Linked DNA regions of Homo sapiens: region 1 is linked to region 2. A link is a contact called in ENCODE Hi-C or POLR2A ChIA-PET data. All regions are on one chromosome and are shown on one strand. Each heading gives the region's core, a stretch centred on a gene start or an enhancer-like site at or near the end of the contact. The rest is flanking DNA. Distances are from core to core; before and after follow the strand shown. Region 1 has its middle 210 kb from the start of CASC17. Region 2 has its middle 130 kb from the start of CASC17.

Region 1 (2,950 bases), core at 224-2,723, 340 kb after region 2:
AGACTTGGTCTTGCTCTCTCAGCACAAAACATTTGCAACTCGGTTTGGGGGTTTCAACAAAGTGCCACTTAAACTTGACAGGCAAAGTTTCCAATATGGCTATTTCTTAGGAGGGAATTGGCATGGTAGAAAAACCTATGACTTTGGGGTTAGACTGAGCTGAGCTTTAATCCAAGTTCTCCATTCAAGTAGGGATTGAGCAACATAGCTAAATACTAGCTTGGGAGTCTAGCTTTGCCCATTAATAAAATGGTAAGAAAAACAACTATTTTTGGACCATTGTCAAGATTAGCAGAATGTGAAGATGAGCTATTTGACACATAGTAGGCACTCAGTAAATGTCCATTAATTATTAATGCCATCACTATTATTTTTCTATAAACCCTCCAATAACTATTGGGTTCTTTTTAATTCTCAGCTCTATGCTTCCCATTTTAAAAATGATTCTATTTTCTGTATTTTTAGTAGAGAAGAGGTTTCACCGTGTTAGCCAGAATGGTCTCGATCTCCTGACCTCGTGATCCACCCGTCTCGGCCTCCGAAAATCAGCTGGGCGTGGTGGTGGGCGCCTGTAGTCCCAGCTACTCGGGAGGCTGAGGCAAGAGAATGGCGTGAACCCGGGAGGCGGAGCTTGCAGTGAGCCAAGATCGCGCCACTGCACTCCAGCCTGGGTGACAGAGCAAGACTCCGTCTCCAAAAAAAAAAAAAAAAAAAAGATTGCATTTTCTAAATTGAATATACCAAAGTAAACACTTAAAGCAAAGCAAAGCAACCTATTTCTGCATTGCTCTTTTCCCTACCATGTCAACTTATGACTATAACTTGCTATGGTTAATTATTTAGCTGTGTCTGTGCTCTGTCTCAAGTTAAAAGTTAAGTCCCTCTAGGGAAGGAACTATGTATTTACCACTTTGTGTATTTTTCACTTCCTCACTGTACTAGAAATTACTAGTCTTAGTAGAGGTCTCAGAATATTCACTGACATGCTTCTGGGTCATAATCAAACATTTAGGGAGGAATATTACTCAATTTAAGTAAAAATATTTAAGTTGAATTACCAATAGGATCTATAACTTTCAGAGTATCCTGCATCTACGGTTTTAAACTCAGGTGGAGACTAATTTATAAAAAATAAGGATAAAGTATAAAAACAATAAAAATAAATAGATAAATAAACAAATAAAAGTCATGGATGACAGTTTTTAGCATTTATATTTTAGGGACAGAGTCCAATATGCTACTATAATATACCTCCATGTGTATCCCTGTTCAAAAGCTTATTGCTAATTAAAATAAACATTAGATTCCTGAGGTTTACTGAAAATTTTATTGCATTAAAAAAAAGCAAGTGTATGTGAGATGGTAAAAAAAAAAAAGAGCAAGAGAGAGATAAAAGTTAATTAATAGAATCTGGCCTTCTTCCAAAATATACTCTGAGTTTGAGGTATTTGGGATTGGGTAATTTAGGTTGGTTGGTATGTGAAAAACATCTGTCATGATGAGTCTTGCTATAATATGCGACTCACTGGGAAGGCACGGCACCATCTTCATCATCACGATGGGCTTCAAATATGTGCCACTTTCGGCATGACACCATTAAGTGTCTGGGTCCTTATTGGGCAATATTCTGTATTGATTATAATATGTTTTACCTTCTGAGGTTGGCTTGGAAAGTTGAATGGTAAGCAAAGTCATTAGTTGCCCTTGGAGTTGATTTATATCTCCATTGGGAGGTAGTTTTTCCACCACTTTTTCTTAAATGGAGTTGGGTTTGGAGTACCCTATCTGGTACTATTTATAATCTATTAGTCCCCATTTACTACAGGGTCTGGAACTAATTGCACATAAAAATTCCCAACTAGTTTCTGAATCAAAATAGTTATTTTTATGGCTAGAGCCAGGTTTTCCAAAGGGTGTACCATGAAATACTAGTGCCATAAGATGCTCCCCAAAAAGAATTTTATTGTTCAAATAAATTTGAGGGAAAACAGTCCATTGATGCTCTCTTTTGTTGGTATATTGCTAGATTTTGGGGTCCACAATAGCAGAATCAGTGTAAACATTATTATCGTTGAAGCAACTAGCATAATGACCAGCAAATAGAAGACATGTAAAAATATTATCGATAAATTAATGAACACTTAAACAATTCTGCAGTAAAGAAAGCACTTAGCTTTGCTCATTTAAACATTTCCCAATTTGTAACAGTCATGGAACCATTTTTTCGCATAAAAAACATTATAAACAGCTTATCTTCCAAAGAACATCTTGTAGGGAACTCTTGTCTAGAGTATTAAACACATTCATTAAAATAATTTTATGTATACATTCACTCATTCAATGTTCATGTTTTAGTACCTACTAAGTTCTATGTTCCGGGAACATATTAACAAAACATAAGCTCTGCCATTATTGATCTTTTAGACTACTAGGAGAAATATGACAGAGTCTTGTTTTTAAAACAAGGCAACATGTAGTAAGTGTCATATGAGAAGTGGGAATACGAAGATTACAAAGTGAGAAATGAACAAAAAATATCCACATTTGGATATCCTCCTCATGATATAAAATTTAAGAAGTAGTGTTCATTTGTATGATTTATGAAAGGTTATTTCTCACACTGCAAAGGTCAAGAAAGTACCACAAAATAATGAAATGCTCTCACTGTAAGACAAAAAGGAGTAGTGGAGACTGTTTAAAAAGTTTATGCTCAGCCGGGCTTGGTGGCTCCTGCCTGTAATCCCAGCACTTTGGGAGACCGAGGCAGGCAGATCGCCTGAGGTCAGGAGTTCGAGATCAGGCTGGCCAACATAGTGAAACCATGTCTCTACTAAAAATACAAAAAATTAGCCAAGTGTGGTGGCAGGCGCCTGTAATCCCAGCTACTCGGGAGTCTGAGGCAGAAGAATCGCTTGAAACCGAGAGGCGGAGGTTGCAGGGAGCCAAGATC
Region 2 (3,239 bases), core at 477-2,976:
TGATGGTTTTATAAAGGGGAGTTTCCCTGGACAGGTGCTCTTGCCTGCCACCATGTAAGATGTGACTTCGCTCCTCTTTGCCTTCCGCCATGATTGTGAGGCCCCCCCAGCCATGTGGAACTGAGTCCATTAAACCTCTTTCCTATATAAATTAGCCAGTCTCCCATATGTCTTTATTAGCAGTGTGAGAACAGACTAATATAATAGTCATTTATTATCATTATCAAGTATGATGTATTACATATAACTGTATGTGCTATACTTCTGCACGACTGGCAGCACAGTGGGTCTGTTTACACCAGCATCACTACAAATACATGAACAATGCATTGCCACTAGGACCTTAGGATGGCTACAATGTCACTAGGCAAAAGGGATTTTTTGGTTTACTTATCTTATGGAAACACTGTCATATATACAGTCTGTGATTGGCCACAATACCATTATACGGTATATGACTATAATTATTAAAATGCTACTAGTGAAAGCACAACATTAAAAACATTTTGTTCTTTCCCTTAAAGGGACTCTGGTGTGGGTGCTATGATATATAAAAGTAAATTCAATATTTGGCATTATGTCACCAGAGCAGATAAAGTGGTGTAAAAAAGGAGGGAAAGCCATTTCCCACAGGAGAGTCAAGGAAGGCTTTGTGGAGGATGTGTCATTTGAGATGGGCCATAAAACACAGGTAGTATTTATATTTTAAAGACATTTGGGGTGGAGGAAACTGAATCCATCCATTTATTCACTTCTGCATTCATTTACTCATTTACCCAACATCTATTAACCAATGACAATCCACAAGGTATTGTGTTGAATCCCAGACTATGAGGTCAAATAAAACAAAGTCTTTGCTTTCAGGGCATACTACTTATTTGAAAAATAGCTAAGAGATCAGATCATCTAGGTCATAAAATACACATAAAAGAGTAGAGGATATAAAACAGGGAAGTGGATTAGGATCTAAGTGTGGAAGGCCTTGAATCTCAGCTTGATCCTTTTTTGATAGGCAATGAGATGGTCACGGAGGTATCCGGCCAGCCTGCAGGTACAACTTAATCAACAATGTGCCTTAAGTGAAAGTCACCAAGTAGCCTTAAGTAGCACTGACCGGCGGAAGTAAATTAGGTAGACCTCAAAAAGCAAAAAGAAAAACTAGCAAACACACACAGGTTAGTAGTCATTTAGTATCTCTATTTCCACACCCTGACTCAAATAACTCCCTTGATTCTCAGAACCAATATTTCTTCTGAAATGGCTCTCCTGAAGGGTTTAATTTAATACAATTGTCCGACATTCTAATTTACTCTCTATGGGTGAAGAGGATGGTATTTACAGGAATTGCTTTCAAATAGACAAAGTCAACTCTGATACTTGCTCTAGGAGGAAACCACTGTTTTAAAATACCAGATTTGTGGTGTGGACCTAAATATTAAATGCTATTCTTTTTTTTTTTTTAATCAAGTGACCTGTCTTCGTCATTATTCTTTCTTCAAGTCATAGACTCTTCTTTTCCTTTTAATGATGTATGGCTCATTGAAATTATTGTTAAAACTGTATTTAGCACAATTGTAAATTAATACAAATGTCTGCAATCTCAGGGAGACCAGAAGAACTGGAGGAAATGGGGCCAGTGAGACCCAGAAGGTAGAGGGACTCGTTCAACGTCATGAAGTGAGTCAGAGGGGAGTCAGGAACTAACTCCTAGAGGGACTCGTTCAACGTCATGAAGTGAGTCAGAGGGGAGTCAGGAACTAACTCCGTGAGTCATGGCTCCCAGTCTGTGCTCTGACCGCGAGACAAAGCTCCTCCCTGGCCACAGTAAGAGGACTCACCCTTGACGCAGCCAAGCTGGCTCTTTCTCTACATCTCTGGCCTCCACTAATGGCAGTACTATGTCCTGTTACATTTTGTTCCACGGTCCAGAATACGTTCCAATGAACACATTTTGGCTAGGTGGAGAAGTGGTAGCAATGAAGTAGTTCACCTTATAATACAAAGCCACTGAAGCCCAGTGCAGGTAAGAGGGCCAGAGTCGGAAATGGAGTGAGCAGATTCCACCAAGTCTGAAATGAGAAACTTTCAGTTTACACAGTTGAGGCATTCAGCAAGTCAGAAAAAGATAGGAAAAGAAGCCAGGGGTAGAGCAAGATGTTGGGAGTGTCTTTTTCCGCTCCTAAATCAGTAACACACTTCTGCTCTGGGATAGCATATTAAGATGAGGAATGAATACATTAGAATAAGATGGGCTGAAAAGTCTGTTGATATTCCTGTGGATATTATCTATTATTTGTTTGTTAGAATATCTATGCTTATTACCACTTCTCCATATCCGACATTCTAATTTACTTTCTATGGTGAAGAGGATGGCATTTACGGGAATTGCTTTCAAATGGACAAAGTCAACTCTGATACTTGCTCTGGGAGGAAACCACTGTTTTATAATACCAGATTTATGGTATGGACCTAAATATTAAATGCTATTCTTTTTTTTTTATTAAGTGACCTGTCTTAGTCATTATTCTTTCTTCAAGTCATAGAGTCTTCTTTTCCTTTTAATGATGTATGGCTCATTGAAATTATTGTTAAAACTGTATTTTAGCACAGCTTTACATATACAATATTAAAAACATGCCTTGGTCATTAATGCTGTGGAAATATAAATACTCCTTGTGTAGATCTGTGGCCATTTCTTACAGTTCCAAGGTAAAGGTACATTTACAAGCGTCTGGGAGAAATGAGTAATAATACCTTTTTCATATGAAAATATCAATGTGGGAAAGCCAGTGTACTCAATAATTCTTTATAGTGGAGGTGGTTCTCGTACTCATAGGAGCAAAATATTGCATTAAAAATTTAAAATTTTATTTAAGTAAAGTCTATGCACACTCAAAAATTCAAAGTCAAAACCACAAAAAGCTAACCTATATCATTGAGGGATGCATACGTAAGTGATAAAAATATAAATAAATGCAAAAATTATTATTACAGAAGTCATATTAATATCAGCTTTAAAGGTTAGGAGGAGGTTTTGCTCAGAGAGAGTAGATGGTTTAGGGGTTGAGGGTGCTTTCAGGGGCTGGCAATGTTCTACTTTTTGACCTGGGTGGTGGTTGCACAGACATTTATTATATTGTTAAACTGTCCAAATGTGTTTTATGCAGCTTTCTGTGTGTATGTTATAATTCACAATAAAAAGTTTTTAAAAGTTGAATAGTACTAAAAGATTATAATGA

What was found. Hi-C counts contacts between places; a loop is a spot of excess contacts on that map. ChIA-PET counts read pairs that join two places held with the same protein, here RNA polymerase II (POLR2A). Pooled maps may share reads with other maps.
Region 1: a map of HCT116 shows a loop between it and region 2 (2.0-fold over the local background). The contact joins two enhancer-like sites. A Hi-C loop is called at or near these places in 1 of 168 maps with a recorded cell type or tissue (HCT116) and 1 of 50 pooled maps. POLR2A ChIA-PET finds 5 or more read pairs at or near these places in 1 of 52 experiments (WTC11).

The regions. Positions count from the first base shown.
Region 1 is chr17:71,408,483-71,411,432 of GRCh38, forward strand. No RefSeq gene overlaps it. Among named protein-coding and RNA genes, the nearest start is that of CASC17, 210 kb to the left of the region's middle. Within about 2 kb of position 1,474, at least 3 of the 41 ENCODE cell types and tissues checked have a DNase peak (open chromatin) inside an H3K27ac peak, as active enhancers do.
Region 2 is chr17:71,070,250-71,073,488 of GRCh38, forward strand. No RefSeq gene overlaps it. Among named protein-coding and RNA genes, the nearest start is that of CASC17, 130 kb to the right of the region's middle. RefSeq lists an enhancer at 1,188-2,387. Within about 2 kb of position 1,727, at least 4 of the 41 ENCODE cell types and tissues checked have a DNase peak (open chromatin) inside an H3K27ac peak, as active enhancers do.